Linked DNA regions of Homo sapiens: region 1 is linked to region 2. Evidence: read pairs that join two places in POLR2A ChIA-PET (ENCODE). Cell type or tissue: Panc1. All regions are shown on one strand. Each heading gives the region's core, and the rest is flanking DNA. Links, peaks and the distances in the headings are about the cores only.

The links. ChIA-PET counts read pairs that join two places held together with the same protein. Peaks named below come from ENCODE experiments on the same cell type or tissue, not always from the same donor. Only the 100,000 strongest peaks of a DNase experiment are listed, where the experiment ranks them.
Region 1: POLR2A ChIA-PET joins it to region 2 with 7 read pairs; 2 of 35 experiments call an interaction of 5 or more read pairs at or near these places.

The regions. Positions count from the first base shown.
Region 1 is chr2:29,060,363-29,064,790 of GRCh38, reverse strand. PCARE (photoreceptor cilium actin regulator) reads left to right here. Exons shown (of 2, transcript NM_001029883.3): 2 at 1-3,096. Among named protein-coding and RNA genes, the nearest start is that of PCARE, 12 kb to the left of the region's middle. RefSeq lists an enhancer at 1,006-1,920. In Panc1, for the core only: no CTCF peak of the experiment used is centred there; no DNase peak of the experiment used is centred there; H3K27ac peaks cover 314 bases.
Region 2 is chr2:29,157,736-29,162,980 of GRCh38, reverse strand. CLIP4 (CAP-Gly domain containing linker protein family member 4) reads right to left here. Exons shown (of 16, transcript NM_024692.6): 12 at 2,514-2,648. Among named protein-coding and RNA genes, the nearest start is that of CLIP4, 45 kb to the right of the region's middle. In Panc1, for the core only: no CTCF peak of the experiment used is centred there; no DNase peak of the experiment used is centred there.

The DNA of each region.
Region 1 (4,428 bases), core at 266-2,765, 96 kb after region 2:
AGATGATGGGCAAACCAAACTCCTACTGAGGTGTCCTGGAAAGGCCTGGAAGGTGCACTGCCCAGTGGGTCTGCTGAATTTTAAACAATCGCCGTTTTCAGTCCCAGATCTTGCTCTGCCTTGGGGTTCAAAGGTTAACCAGAACTTTTAGACCCCACAATGACAGTATTTAATGCTTCAAGTGCTGGCCTTAATTTGGGGTGGGGTGGGGGGTGGAGAATGTATAGTTGCATGCTTGATAGGGTTTTAACTGGGTTCATTCCTTGAGATCACTTAAGCCTCACAACAGTGAATGAAGCACATAGCATTCTTCAGTTTTGCGCATATGAAAACCGAAGGTGTGGGGAGAGGCCCCCTCAAGTGTCTGGCTGAAGGTCATACAGCTAAGAAGAGAATAGAGCAAAATTTTGCACAGATGAGTCTGGTGTTAGAATCTCTCTGCTCTTTTTATTACATTCCATTGCCCGTAACTATTGCGTCACTCCACCTGCCTAAAGCAGACATGGGTGCGCAAATGGTCGCAAAGCTTCTTTGTTGTAAGGTTAAGTAGCGGCACAGCATTGACAAAGTCCCTATTGAGAGCTTTGTTTAGAAGTGCATGGCTCCCAAAATGAGAAGGCTGAGTGAGCCAGGATTAAAACACACAGCCCCACCCGTCCTCTGTCCTCTCCTCCTTCCCAAGCTCAGTTTCAATGCTGTAAACTTAAAGCTGACAGCTCACAATACCAGCCACGCTGCCTCTCGGCCTAAGCATGTAGCAAATGCTCTCACTGCCCTACGCATTACATGCTTCTCGACGGAGTAGGGTAAACCAAGCCTCCCAAACAAGGCAGCCCATTCTCCACATGCCGTGGGTGCTGGAGCTCAGAAGATAGCGTGGGTGAGGCATACGTACTCACACGCCGATCTCCCCTCGGAGGCTTCTTGGCCAACTTTATTCCCAGGTCATCTTGCAGAACTTCTGCTGGAGTCGAAATCAAAGTGAAAAACAGTTGTTCATGCCAAAAACCTGCTTCTGCCAATGAGCTAGATATTTGCTGCAGATCTTGGAATGCTTCCACTGGAGGCTGTGGTGTGCGTTCTATTTAGAAAAGATTTTGCAGTAATTGAGTGATTCAATGCCGGCTCAATGGGTTGGCAAAAGACAAGAATTCTTACCCACTGGGGTACAGCAAAGGGACGATCCTCCAGATCTGCTGCAAAGCTGATTTTTAAAGTTTGGGGTAATTATAGACCTCAAACCCATTCTTGCTGGGACTGTGGGCTCAAAAACTTGTTAAACTGGGTCCCTAGGGACTATAGCAACCTCCCCCAGAGAGAGGCTATGACTCTGAGTAAATGAATCCCACCTTGACTTGTCCAATTATTATTCAAAGGCACCCAAAGAACAGCTGATTAAACTACCAAGAGGGGCCACAACCCACCCCTCTGCTGGAAAGGGACACACCCAGCTGTCTGCTCGCATTTGCTCCTGTTGCCGCCCTCATCTCAGAGAAGTGCTCAGGCAGTGCCCAGGCCAGCCGATTCTAGAGCCAAGCCACACCCACTGCTGGGTGGACACTTAGGAGCTGCCTGGACTGCAGGCAACGCAGGGAAGTCCAGCCACCCAGGCAGGGCAGGGGCCAAGGTAAGCACGTGAGGATGGACCAGGTTCAGCAAACTTGCCCGACAGAGATCTGGGCATTCTCCCTAAATGGTTGGGCAGACCAACCATTGGGTCACCATGGGGTGAGCCTTAGGTAAGCTGGGCACTGAGCTGAGTGAGCAGGAGACACACAGTGTGAGCGGCCTTTGAGGTCTAGCTCACAAGTAAGTGGCTTCAGGTGGGACTGCTCAGAAAGTGGGCCCTGCCTGGGCTCAGATTTAGGGGCAGGATTCCTGGAGGTCCGAGGAAACGAAGCTGTTCCCCAGCTGCAGGGAGACTGGAGTGGGACACAGTGGGTGAAACTGGGGTACCATGAGGGGTGGAACCCCAGGAATTATACACATTTTCATTACTGGAACCGGGATATGAAGTGGAGCCACTCCAGCAGTGAGGGGAAGCAAGGCTGAGTCTCCAGCCCAGGCCTCCTTCCGTAAAGGGCCTCATCTTAAAAGTCCAGGGCTGGGTAGAAAGTGGAAAGGGTGGCCGAGTGCCCCCTGCTGTGGCCATGCAAGCTAGCGGCAGCAGGGAGCCAGGCAGATTATTCCACCACAGAAGGGGTCAGTATCATGGAGAACACGCAGGAAGGGTCCGGAATGAACAACGGTGCTTTCCGTGAGCATGCATGGCAGGAGGCTGTCTGAGACTAGAGGTTGTCCCTCGCCAGGCTAGGCTGGCAAGCAGCAGGAAGTGCCCACCCACCATATTGCAGGCAGCAGACGAAGGGGTACAGGGCACCCGGGATCCTGCCATCAGCTGTGGAGATGCCCATGATGCCTCCTTGTCCCTCTGGAGGACCTCCACGTTTGCTTGGGGCCAACGTGTGCCAGGACAGGGCGAGGCTCCTGCCATAGGTCCCCACACACGATGTCATAAAAGCCCCCAGCTGCCACCAGACCCAGGCAGCCGGGACAGTGAGCTGGTGACACCATTGTGTTGCCCAGTAACCTTAGGCTACTGGAATTCCAAGTCAGCTTCCCCCACTCCAGGGAAGATGGGGAGGGGTTGCCAAGGTGCTGGGGGCTGGGGGTCAATTAGGTCAAAGGTGAAGCAGTGCTGAGCCGACATAGGAGCAGGCGGGTCAAAGATGTGTTTTTGGCTACCATACCAACTACCAGACTTAGCTCAAATTACATGTGAATTAGACTTTGTACAAAAGGAATTAAATCCACAATGGAACAGTTTTGTGGCATCTGGTCAGTTTTGCCTCCTAGAGACCAGGTCTTCCACAAACTTGAGTCTGCCTTGGAGCACGCATTGCTGGTGGCAGGAGGGGCAAACCCAGCTGTACAGCTTCTCAGACAAGGGCTGCTCACGCCCACCATCTCCCTTCTACCCAAGAATGGTATCCTTGCTGGGCCAAATCCACTTCCTTTGCCCAAGGGGGAAGGGAGGACAGTTTTTCTTTGTTCTGCTTTTTGTTTTAATAAAAATTATTAAGCCAATGAACCCAACTCATTGAAGACCCATGAGTCTATACTTTTTCTTCATAGAGTTAGAAACCAAGGACTGTCCGGGATGCAGAGAAGGAGGAACCCACCACAGATCAATCTAAGGGGTACATGTCATACCCATCTTCTCACTCGGGCCAGCTCCACTCTGGAGGAGCACAGCTTTCATCTTCCCGACCATGGAGACCCCAGAGCTGTGGAGAGGGAGGTACTGAGCCCAGCCCTTTACCCAACACTTTAGTGACACTGTAAACAGTTCCACCCCAGGGAAAAAAACAGAATTTTCTGCTCCCATCAAAAGGATTCATGGAGAAAAAAAAAAAAAGTAAACATCATATTCTGGCAGAACAGTGATAGCTTTTTGCAAGTATAAATACAATCTTCAAAATGAAATATAACCTCCCTCCGTGGCTGGGGTCTGAGCTGCTGTTTACTTTAAGCCGTATCTATTCTCCTTCCTCACATCGTATGCCCAGTTCAGAGCCTAAAATAATCCATGTTGTAGGAAACGCAGGGCAGACAGACCAAAGAGACTTTTCTTTCATTGTGAAGGGCCTAGGATTGACAAGACTTGCCTCATAAACCTTACAATGTGAATGAAAGGGATTTTGAGAAATATATTCTTTTTCTGAAATAAACCAGTGTTTTGCATGTATCAGGGGAGCCGCTGCAGTGAATTATAAGTGCTGACGTGTTTGTCAATTGATCGTCTGGCTGACGGCTTACAGGCTGCTAAAGCACCCACTCTATCTTTCAAAGGAAATCTTTTCAAAGGTAATATATTTTTAAGTAGCCCTACATCAAAGATTCAGTTGAACTGCCATAAAGTACATGTGTTCTGAGCCTGTATTAACAGAACATGTTATACTGCACCATCGTCTACTCCCCCTGCCTACCTGAAGTTTAACTAAAGCTCCATCAATCCATCCAGACGTTTTTATGAAATGTAATTAAAAATGCATCACACAAGAAGAGGAGCAAACAGTTAATTCACTCAGCACTCTAATTCAATTTTAGGAAGGACCCTGGACACTGCAGGCTTGATCGCACTCCTGGACTTCACAAAGTAACTTTGTGAATGGTCGGTGGGCCCTGCATCAGGTGGCTCTAGGATTCCACTGATCTAGTCACCCGCTTCTGAACGCTGTCACTGCAGACAGCCTTGAAGTCTAGCACACGAGGCAGCAATCGGTTTTGGCTGGAGTGATAGCACTGGCGGGGCTCAGTTAATGCCCATAGATAAAGCTGACTGGCCTAAATTGGAGGAAGAAGAAAAAGAGGAGGAAGAGAGCAGGAGGGGAAAGAAACAAGGGGTATGGTAAATGGGCCACGCAT
Region 2 (5,245 bases), core at 2,731-5,230:
TTGGTCTCTTATAATCAGTATCAAGTAAAAAAACAGGAGATAGATATCAAGAAACTTATTACAAATTACAAAAATAGTGTTTCTTCCAGATTACTAGTTCAAAGAGTTAATTATATGCCTTCTAAAAAACCAACTCACAAGTTCTTAATTTTTTTCCTCTATGTATAAAAAGATGATACCTGAGTCCATTTCCTACTATGTAATACAAGTAATGTTACAAAACTATTGTTAAGCTGCACTAACGCTCTGAACATAGGTCATCACATTTCCACATGTCCTAAACCAGGTTAGTCTGGTTGCCACTGTTATTTCTCAGTGCTACAGTTACAATTTTCCAAGTTTTACTTGCTTCTGCCTTTTATGCTTTCCTATATAATTTTTGCATTTTCCCATTTTAATTTACCATATAATTGCTAATGTTAACCATGTAACTCTTGGAAACATGTAGCATACAGCAGAAATACATATGACAAGTGTTAACAATAAAGACTACACTTTGGCAGTGGTGTGGTATGGATATCTTCCCATTTAAATGTTAATTTTCTTTCCAAGGTGGCACTGATAAAAAATGCTGATGAGACCAAATATGACCTCCCTCAAATCTAGATCTTATAACCTCCAAATACTTAAGATATTACCACTGTTCTGTAGCAGTGATTAATTTTTAATGCTACTACTTCCTTACAGGACAGAATGTTTTTAACAAAAAAGTTTCCACTTTTTATTATATTTGCTTACTACTTCCCAAATTTCTAAATGCTTTACATTAGGAATTTAAAAACTGAAATCAACCTAAAATGAAGAATTATATCCAAAGAATCAAACCATTCTATCTTGGTTTAATAACATCAGAGAAAGGGAACTCAAAAGACAAATAGTAATTGTAAAAAAATAACCTACCTGTGCGGTTAAGTTTTTATTTGAATCCTATATTAAGTATATCCTAACTAATCTCAATTACTACCTGGAGACCTAAGAAAGTCATGAATTATAAAACACCTAACTCAAATCACGCAGTTGGCTTGCAATTATAAGTGGTATTAGTGAAACAAGACTGTGTTGGGAGACAGTCGCCTATGGTCCTGTCATGTTTCCGCATGTCTTATGGGTAGAGGCAGTGACTACTTTCGTTCTAGACTACCTTTTCATAAACATCTGTATAGGGGACAGCCTTGGAGGATAGAGCTAGCATCTCCCACCAGAGCAAATGGCAGGGATGTGTACCATAAGTTCAAAGATTCAGATTCCCTAAGCTCTAGGGTCCTCTCCTGGAACAAAAAACACTGGCTGTGCAGGTGACACCTGGCTCGCTCGCTCTCACCCTGTGGGAATTGGCACTAAGGGAATAATAGTTCAAGAAAATGCTGATACTCTGGCTACTGCTATGACTGTGAGTACTAGAGTGCTTTGTCTCAAACCTGTGATGACTCTAGTACTCACAGTATCTTCCACCAACATCTATGAAACTGTGGCAGGCGAATTTGTTAGCTTGCAAATAGGGTAAAATCTCAGATCCCTCATAGTTCTTGGCTAAATGCTACAAACTTTTTTTTTTTTAATCAATGTTCTAGATAACCTTTTCCTAAAATGCTGCAATGCCACCATGTGTTAAAATAGCATATTGCTATCTAAACATACAAACTTGGTTTTGTTCAACCGACTTCTGTTTAAAATTATAATCATTGACAACACAAAAGAAAGCAATCTGGCTGGGCACGGTGGCTCACACCTGTAATCCCAGCACTTTGGGAGGCCAAGGCGGGCAGATCACCTGAGTTTGGGAGTTCGAGACCAGCCTGGCCAACATGGAGAAATACCATCTCTACTAAAAATACAAAATTAGCGGGGCGTGGTGGCGCATGCCTGTAATCCCACCTACTCGGGAGGCTGAGGCAGGAGAACCGCTTGAACCCAGGAGGCAGAGGTTGCGGTGAGCTGAGATCATGCCATTGCACTCCAGCCTGGGCAACAAGAGCGAAGCTCCGTCTCAAAAAAAAAAATAGAAAGTAATCTTTACTTTTGGAAACAATGTTACGTATAGATTGGAATGAATATATAAATACACAAACATGTATTTTTAAGGGCCCCAAAAACATGTATTTTGAGCCCTTTTGTGTGCTTTTCTCTGCAAGCCACTCTTTTAAAAAGGTATACAATTAACTCATTATTTACTACTTATTTTAAAGATTATCCGTAGCAAAAATCTAATCCTAAAATGTTTGCCTGTCACTTAGCACACCCAGCAATCAGTAAGAGTAAAATTGGAGAATGACAACTAATTTTTAACACCGACCATTTAAAACACAAATGGCAAGAAAAAAATGTATGGGTAACCATCCACGTGAGTAAACAGTCTGAGTTTTCATCATCATTTCACATTTTCTGTACTATAGCTGCCATCCACAAAAACTGTTCATCAAGATTTCTCTACAATTAAATTCTATTTACATGTAAAATTTTAAACCTTTTGTACTCTAAAGAATTCAAGTTAAGAAAATATGCAGATGAGTTACCTGGAGCGAAGTTTGTTGTCCCAAAGAACCTAATGGTGCCCAGTCTCTGTCCTACCACTAACACTCTCTCTCCGAGGCGGAGTTCCCCCTCGCAACGGCTATTATTTGCTGTAGATGTTGCTGAGGAATTCAAACCTGTTTAAGTCAGGGAGGGATACAGGGGCAGGGCAGGAAAAGAGGAGAAAAAACAAAGGGAGAAAAACTCAAAAAGCACATTAGCCAAAAAATCACACTAGGTATTCTAACTAGTCTAGTTAGTTGGTGATTTTGATATCTGATGCCTTTCATCACATAAGTCATCTACAGTTGTGTTTCTCACATGTGAGGTCAAGCTGCTCAAAGGAAATGTGAAGAGTTTCCTGGGAAAATTACTGCCATGGGAAATTCACAAAACCTGATCCCTGGTAAACTACCAACTCTTCCAAGATTGCCTGCAGCATCTCTACTAGAACAGGGGTCACAGCAAACTGTTTCTGCAAATTGCTGGACAGTAAATATGTTAGGATTTGCTAGCCATACCACCTCTGCCACAACTATTGAACTCTGCTGTTGCAGCATGAAAGTAGATATAGACAATATATTTTTTTCAAATGTGCATGGCTGCATTCCAAAGAACTTTATTTACAAAAACAAGTGGTAGGTCAGATTTGGCCCATGGGCCATAGTTTGACAATTTCTATTCTACTAAAATACTAGAATTATAGTATTAATAGTTCACTTAGACTCAGTGTAAATTATATAAAAAGTCATGTGATTTGACTTTTTTTTTTTTTTTTTTTTTTTTAAAGAAACAGGGTCTTGCTGTGTTGACCAAGCTGGTCTCAAACTCCTGGGCTTGAGTGATCCTCCCACCTCAGCTTCCCAAAGTGCTAAGATAACAGGCATGAGCCACTGTGACCAGCCAAAAGTAGTGTGATTTGAAGGTTAAATTGCTATACGGTTCTAATTATCCTAAAGTGATTTTGTTATTAAGAACAAAACCACTGCCCTGTCAACCTGATTCAAAACTAAACCTTGAAATGCCCACTATTAAACATAGAAGTCCTAGAGAAATATGATCTAGAAAGCTGTTCAAATATAACAGCTGAAAGAGAAGAAGTGGGTGCTTGAGCCTTGTCCCATCAGTACATAAACAAAGATTTGAAGAGCTGCCATCTGAGAGGGAGTAGAGAACTCTGGAGGAGGGCATGGGATGGAGGGTAAGTCATACTGTGAAAAAAGAAGAAATCAAAAACACAGCAACTAAACAAGGAAAATAAACCCATGGAGAAGGTCTGGATTATACCAGTAAGTCCGAGGCCCTCATCATAACCAATATTCTATAGCACTTCATAGTTTACAAAGTGCTTTTCCTAAAAATTATGCTGAAAAATAAGATACAAACTCAGGAATTAACTAAGACACACTGTTAACAGCCAGTAAGTGGTACACCTAGATTAAAACCAAGACTCTGTGATCAGAAATCCTCAGGCCCGTCCCCTTGTCGCCTGTAGACAATGAACCAAAGATGGCAAGTTCAACAGTGGGACACAGGCTGGGCATGATGGCTCATGCCTGTAAATCCCAGCACTTTAGGAGGCCAAGGTAGGAAGATCACCTGGGTCCAGGAGTTGAAGGCTGCAGTCACTATGATTGCAACACTGCACCCCAGCCTGGGCGACACAGCAAGACCTTGTCTTTAATAAAAAATAAAAAGTAAATAACAATGGGATATGATGAGGCCGAGGTCCCTACCTTTCCCATTCCCCGAATCCTTTATTTCCACTCTTCTTTCTCTAATTTTTTAACCTAACTTTCCATTATTGTTCGTTCTCTGCAGTCTACATCTCCCTCAAATGCAAATCTATAAAACAAGTGGAATATCTACTCACTAGAGAAACATGTTTTAAGTACATGTCTCTGGGGTTCCCAACACAGACTTTCCCATATCTCCCATTCTCGGCCCATCTCCCTCTTTGAAAGGTCCTCTTTCTCACTCTGATAACTCTCTTCATCTTCACTGTTGTTTAAGTCGACATAACCCTCAAATTTATTTTTTTAAATGGTAAATATATAGGCACGCTAGACTACTTTGTTTAGAAGGTTAAAAAAAAAAAAGTAATTCCATACCCATGTATAAATTTTAAAATCAAGTAAATGTCAAAAGTGCAAATACCAAATGAAGGGGGCCTTAAAATGTGAATGAAATTTGGACAAACAGGATGGCTGTGTCAGCACTGTACCTTCTCACCTCTGCTCCTCACAACATAAAGAAAAACTGGTTGGGGTATGGAGAGAGGAAGCCACTCAGAGAATAAATATTCCAGGCAAACAATTTCAGGGAAAACTTTCAGGTTCTCTACTTTTAGGGTCCCAGTTTTTAGGCTTATTATGTCAATGTTATTGTTGAGAGCTTTGGAGGTTTCTTCCCATCAAGTATTTTTTTAGAAATCTGTCATGAATATTTTCCATAATAAAATGTTGGTTCACTACAAGAACTATTAATAGAAGCACTAAAAAAAGAATCTGGTAATAAAGAGGTTCATGAAGAACGTATTTTGCCAAGATGGCTTTTGCCTTTCTGGACAAGTTCGCTATATAGGCAAATAAGTGAACTGCAACAGACAAAATCTATGTCATTTCGAAAAGAAGTCTGATAAAGTGTTTTACGTATCTTTACAAATAACTGAAGAAATGTGGACTGAGTGAGATTATGCAGGTTCACGGCTAGTTAAAAAGCCATATCAAAACTG